Linked DNA regions of Mus musculus: region 1 is linked to region 2. Evidence: chromatin contacts called from ENCODE Hi-C data. All regions are on one chromosome and are shown on one strand. The core of a region is the stretch at or near the end of the contact, and the rest is flanking DNA. Distances in the headings are between cores, read along the strand shown. Region 1 holds the start of Zfp120 (zinc finger protein 120). Region 2 has its middle 3.7 kb from the start of Cst3.

Region 1 (2,700 bases), core at 98-2,597, 1.3 Mb before region 2:
CTGGATATCTCTGGAAAGCAAACACAGCTCTTCAGGATTTTTTTCTAACATTCTAATGTCTGAGGTTAGAAACCCAAAGAATTACTTAGAGAGGCGACACAGCTCTGTTAAAATATTTTCTAGCAGTTATCCAGAGAAGACTATGTGAAGAGTGAACACAGCAGATTTTTTTTTCCTTTCTGATTTTGAAAACCCAAGAATTACTTTTAGAATTTTTCTAACAGTATTTTTTGAATTGGTTGGAAAAGCCACGAATTTTTTAGATCAGTTTTTTCTGACTTTGGTCAGAAAACTGAGGAGCTATCCAGAGAGCGTTTAGAATTTTTACTAGCAGAGAGCTGTCTCAAGCAGAAAGCTAGCTGTCTCAACCTCAGAGGTTTTAGAATAGAAGGTAAAATCTGTCTAGAGCAGAGCAGAACACACAGACACAGAGAAAGCAGTCTGGGAAGCCATCTCATCTGGAATGCTATCTCAGCAGAACATAAGCCAGCAGCTTGGACCCATGATTTGAGTTCTAGTTGCTTGTTTCCCTGTTGCTCTCGAACACCCCTTCTCTTAGGAATCCAGACCTAGGTGAGGTTGGTCCTCTGCATTAGTGTTCTCTGTTCTTTCTATACATTGATACATTTTTGTATCTATACATTTTGATACATTTATTGGTTAGATCACAGATAATGATTAACAGGCAGCATTGGCTCCTTAGCCATCTACTTTTACAGCGTCATTTACTGGATGGTTAGCTAAGATTTTGTAATAGAAGATGGACATTCTAGAGGCATTTCTGTCCATCACTTTTATAATTTACAAAATGTTTCTGCATGACTTTGAGCTATATGCCATTAAAAATCTCTGCTTTTACCTTGTGATCAAGTTCAGAAGAGGATTTAACATAGCATGCATAGGGGTAGGCAAACCTATATGTGAACTTATCAACATTCCCTAAGTAAAGTCTCAATGATTCCAAAAGGAAGAAGCGGAAGTGCCTACTGAGTGTTGTGACTGGAGCTTTGGAAAGCTCCAAATTTGCAATGTGGCCCACAGTGGAGAGAGGCGGGTAACTCAGCAACAGCAAATTGGAGTTGTGGGTCTTCCCCTGACCAGGGTGGGGGAAAAAGACCAGCAAGCAATTGGAAGACAGACACAGGTGGTACTGAAATGCAAATTTCTACAGACCCGGAAAAGGACTGGCCTCTGCTGGCAACCTGTGCCTGGAATTATTCCTCTGTGTCCCTTCAACACACTCTAATCCTATGGGTGGTGTGTATGTCACTCCAGATTCACTAGCCAATCAGGACATCCAGCCGGATCTGCCACTCAAAAGTGAAGGCGGGCTCTTCCGGGTGCGATCTTGCAAGTTCCTCTTTTAAAGCTGGCAGTCGCGAATGTTTCTGCTTGATGTGTTCTGTGTACCGCTCCTGGGTGCGGGGACCTCAGGCAAGCCCAGAAGTTCCGACATGGTAAGTGCCAGGCGGTCTCCCACAAAGGGGAGGAGCAGGCGGCTGAGCCAAGGGGGCTGGAGTGCTGGGTCGTCCCAGGGCTCAGTAGTAAACAGCAGCCTGACAGAAGCTGAGACTTGTGAGCTTCCCTGTGGTCCTTTTCTCTCTCTCTGGACCTGGCGGTGGGCACTGAATCATCTCACTAGCGTGGCTGCATCTACACAAAACATTTGGGGAAAGGGCTTCTGTGTAGAAATACCCTTGGCAGGATGCCAAACTCGGAGAGCCCTAGTTTCTATAGTAAGTTTTGGCCTTAGCATTTAGGCATTTTACAGGTAGGTATAAGACCCATTTCGAGTTAATTTTGTGGAGCCTGTAAAAGGCATCTCGTGTGTCGGATAGCACTCAAATATTAAGCGGTGATGTAGAAGAGTAAAATTGATGTAAAGGATCTAGACTAATGCTTGTAGTGACGGCAAGTCGAATGTAGGTGAGAAAGGACTGCCCCTAAAACTCCACACAGGTATGTGCTATGCTAAAAAGGCCGAATGGAGAATAGGATGCTAGAATACATGTGGTAGTGTACCAGGATTGTCCAGACATTTGTCCACAAACCATAACATAGGAGACAACTCTGCTTTACAATCATGAATTAGGCCCATCCTGACTTCAAAGAGCAGGTCTCTAACAAGTGGCTCCAAGGGGTAAAATAGGGCCACAACCAATTTTAAGGCCTGGTGTGCCATAAAGGTCTGGTTTTCTTCTTGAGAAAAGCATCGTTTTGCCACATGGGCAAGACTACAGCTGGTGACAACCTTTTGAAAAGGAAAAACACTGTTTTGGTGAGGACTGGCCTGGTCAAGCAAGGCATAGAACAGCTCCTTCTAGGTCTCCAGAGCCAATGCCAGCCTGGGGCTCAGGCTTGGGAGCTTCCCCTAAGGCCCTGAAGTGCTGAGAATAAAATAGAGCTCCTTCTCTAAAGCAAGGACGGTGCTTGGGAGAGCGGGTGGAGGTCTGGGGCCAGGGCCTTCGGGGATGGCTTGCTTCAGACCCTGAGATCCCACCACATGCGGCTATGGTTGTCAGTCCCGAGTCCAGTGTGGGCTTGGTCAGGAACGTTTTTGAGAGGTTCTCTCTTCCTGTTTCTCCAGCTTTCTTTTATTAGCTCCTTCCTGTGGTTTTCTCACTGTATAGTAGTTTGTGCTGACTTCATAAAAGTCTCGTATCTTGTTCCATTTTCCCCCTGTAAGAAGTATACAGGATG
Region 2 (2,700 bases), core at 37-2,536:
GCTGGAGGGGTAGGGAAGGGCCTCTCTGCATCCCATGGGAGTTGGGTGGCACCAGGGTACAGTACACCTCTGCAAGATTTGGTACAAGTGCACTTAAGATCTGCACATTTTGAGACAGGTTTACAACAAATGAAAACACTGCAAACAAATACCCAGCTGTAGTTAGGGACAAGTAGACTCAAGTGATTAGGAGTAGGATATATTGGTGTCTGCAACTGCAAAGTGTATCCAGTGAAAAATGCATTTCACAATAGGAAGAGAATGATAGGTGGACAGACAAGCCGAAAAGTTAATTCAGTCTAATATGAATGAATGACAGACTGATGGATATAGATGTTTAGATTTCTTATGACCTTGTTGTAGTTTTAAACTATTTCATAATAAAATGAAGGAAAATGCCCCCAGATACTAGCTTCCACAGCAGCCTGCTCTTTCCTCCCTCCTTCCCATCTGCCCTCTGCCTTCCCCTAGTCTCCAAGTAGGAATATTTCCACCGTGAGTTCCATAAGACTAGAGTGATAGAGCAAATAGCTTCGTTTAAACTTCAGAAGGACTTCATTTCTGGCTTTAGCAAAGGAGACGAGATCAAAGGAAGTAGGAGAGAGTAGCACCTTAACTCTAAACTCAGTAATAAAAGCAGAGAATTACAGGCAAGGAGCTGAATAGAAGGGGTTAAGGGATGGAAAAATTGGGAAGACATTCATTAGTAGAGCTTTCCAGATAATGGGACTAAGATTTTTAATAAAAACAGTATAGGGACATTGAAAGAGGATGAAAAACTACATACTGATGGTCAGATATGAAGAGTGAAGTCTCTATGAACTCACTTAGCAGGACTCTCTGCTGAGCCTGAACACTCCCGGTCTAGTACTGTCAAAACAGGAGGTCACAGCCTGATAGAGAAGGCCATAGCAAAGAAAGGTCTTCCACACGGGATCCAGCTACCTAGTTAAGGTAAAGGAGGCAAGGGCACTTGAAGGAGAACAACAGTGCCCTGGTAACATCAGACCTCTAGCCCCAAAATTCAGGAATCCACTGAGCATGTCTGAGATAGGGCAGGAGTTATTTTCTCTGACACCCTGTTAAAGGGGCCAAGTTTCAGTTGCACAGCACTGAGAGGCAGACCGTCAGCCTGTCTCATGGGTTAGACAGAACTTCTGACCACCTGGGGATCAATCCTGAAAGGAATTGTCACCTCAAGCCAGCCATCCTGTTTTCCTCTTGGTGGGAGCTTGTAAGCTGAAGCCCAGAAAAATGGGTGGAGCATCCTGCTGCTCCAGCCAGCTGCCTGTGTCCTCAGAAGTCCTTTCCCTATGCCTCTCCACTAGGCTGTAGTAAATCCATCCCTGCCTCTACTCTTGTAAATAGTCTGAGAATAAGAAGCAACCTGAACTCAAGACTAGCAGAATAGACAGTATCTACCTTCCTGTGAGTTGTAAAACAGTCAGATAGAAAACACTAGACACTGCTCGCCCACATCTCTCTACATGGAATACATCACAGTTTCCAGTGATAAGGGATCAACCCCACCCCAGCCCTAACACTGCAATGAAGCTCGAGCACAAAACCTGGAAGCACCCATCACACCATGAATTGGTAATAGGAAAAGGAGAGAAGGGGGAGAATACAGAAGTGGGTGCACAGGGGACTTCAGAGCCCAACCTCTAAGAGCCTCAGGCACTCTATAAGGGAAGCTTCAGGTTCTCCTATTATAAGAGGAGCCCTGTGGCTCAGCTCTTGGCTTCCTGCTTTTCTCAGAATGTCTGGAATGTCAGTCGTTTATCTGGAAACTGCAGGCCCCAGGACACAAACTATTCTTTCATGCTGAGCTGTGACCACTGAAGCCTGCCATCTCTTTGCCACTTCTAGCCCTGCCTCCAAGTGAGCTAGATGAAGAATAAGCAGACTTTTTAACCCAAGAGTTGTCTCACTTTCCACCTCTTACTGCACCTAACTGGAAGCTGTCCTTACAGTTCCTGAAAGTACACTTCTGTAGTGTCTGACCCTTGGGGATCAGAGGTACCACTCACAGGTCACCTACTCTCTCAAATAATTCTGAGCCAACCGTATAATAGAGATATGGCAGGCAGTATGGTCACAGAGGTCAACATGCATATCACTTCTCTCCAACATGCTCCCATCCACATTAGTCCACCTTGGACCTTCTTTCTAGTGAGAAATGATGGGATAAGGAGGGTTCTCCCTGGTTCAACTCACTCTCTGTAAAACAATGGTCCTGAGATTAGAGCCCCAGAAAAATCCAATGTCTACCCAGCATTCTGCTCAGAGAGACCTGGCCAGATGCAGCCCTCTTTCCTATCTGTCTGTCAGTCTGCCTCCCCTTTTCTATTTATCTAGGAAAATATCACATACAGGTGTTTAACGATTTCCACTTTACAAATGACAATTGCTTTTCTTGCCGCAGGTGCTTTATCTTGTAGGGCAGCATAAACATTATTACTCTGGTACTCATAGTGGGGTTAGGTTATAGCAATGCCTCAGGGTCCCCTATTCTAATCCTTAACATAAATACTCATTAGTGACATTGTTAGTATCTGTTAGATTCCTGCTGATAGGGTCTAATCCAGAGCTCAGACCCAAGGTCAGAGCAGAGATGTCACTAAGTTACCAGTACCTACCACCCCCAATATAATCCTTCTTTGTATCCTTTGAGAGCCCAGGACCTTCCAGTGTTCCTCT

Evidence for each region. A loop is a pair of places that touch in the nucleus more often than their neighbours do.
Region 1: a map of v-Abl transformed pro-B cells shows a loop between it and region 2 (2.9-fold over the local background). The contact joins the promoter of Zfp120 here to the enhancer-like site in region 2. A Hi-C loop is called at or near these places in 3 of 37 maps with a recorded cell type or tissue (T-helper 1 cell, regulatory T cell and v-Abl transformed pro-B cells).

Annotation. Positions count from the first base shown.
Region 1 is chr2:150,135,325-150,138,024 of GRCm38, reverse strand. Zfp120 (zinc finger protein 120) reads left to right here and starts at 1,347. Exons shown (of 4, transcript NM_181266.2): 1 at 1,347-1,457. The coding sequence starts at 1,383.
Region 2 is chr2:148,877,902-148,880,601 of GRCm38, reverse strand. No RefSeq gene overlaps it. Among named protein-coding and RNA genes, the nearest start is that of Cst3, 3.7 kb to the right of the region's middle. Within about 2 kb of position 1,286, at least 1 of the 3 ENCODE cell types and tissues checked has a DNase peak (open chromatin) inside an H3K27ac peak, as active enhancers do.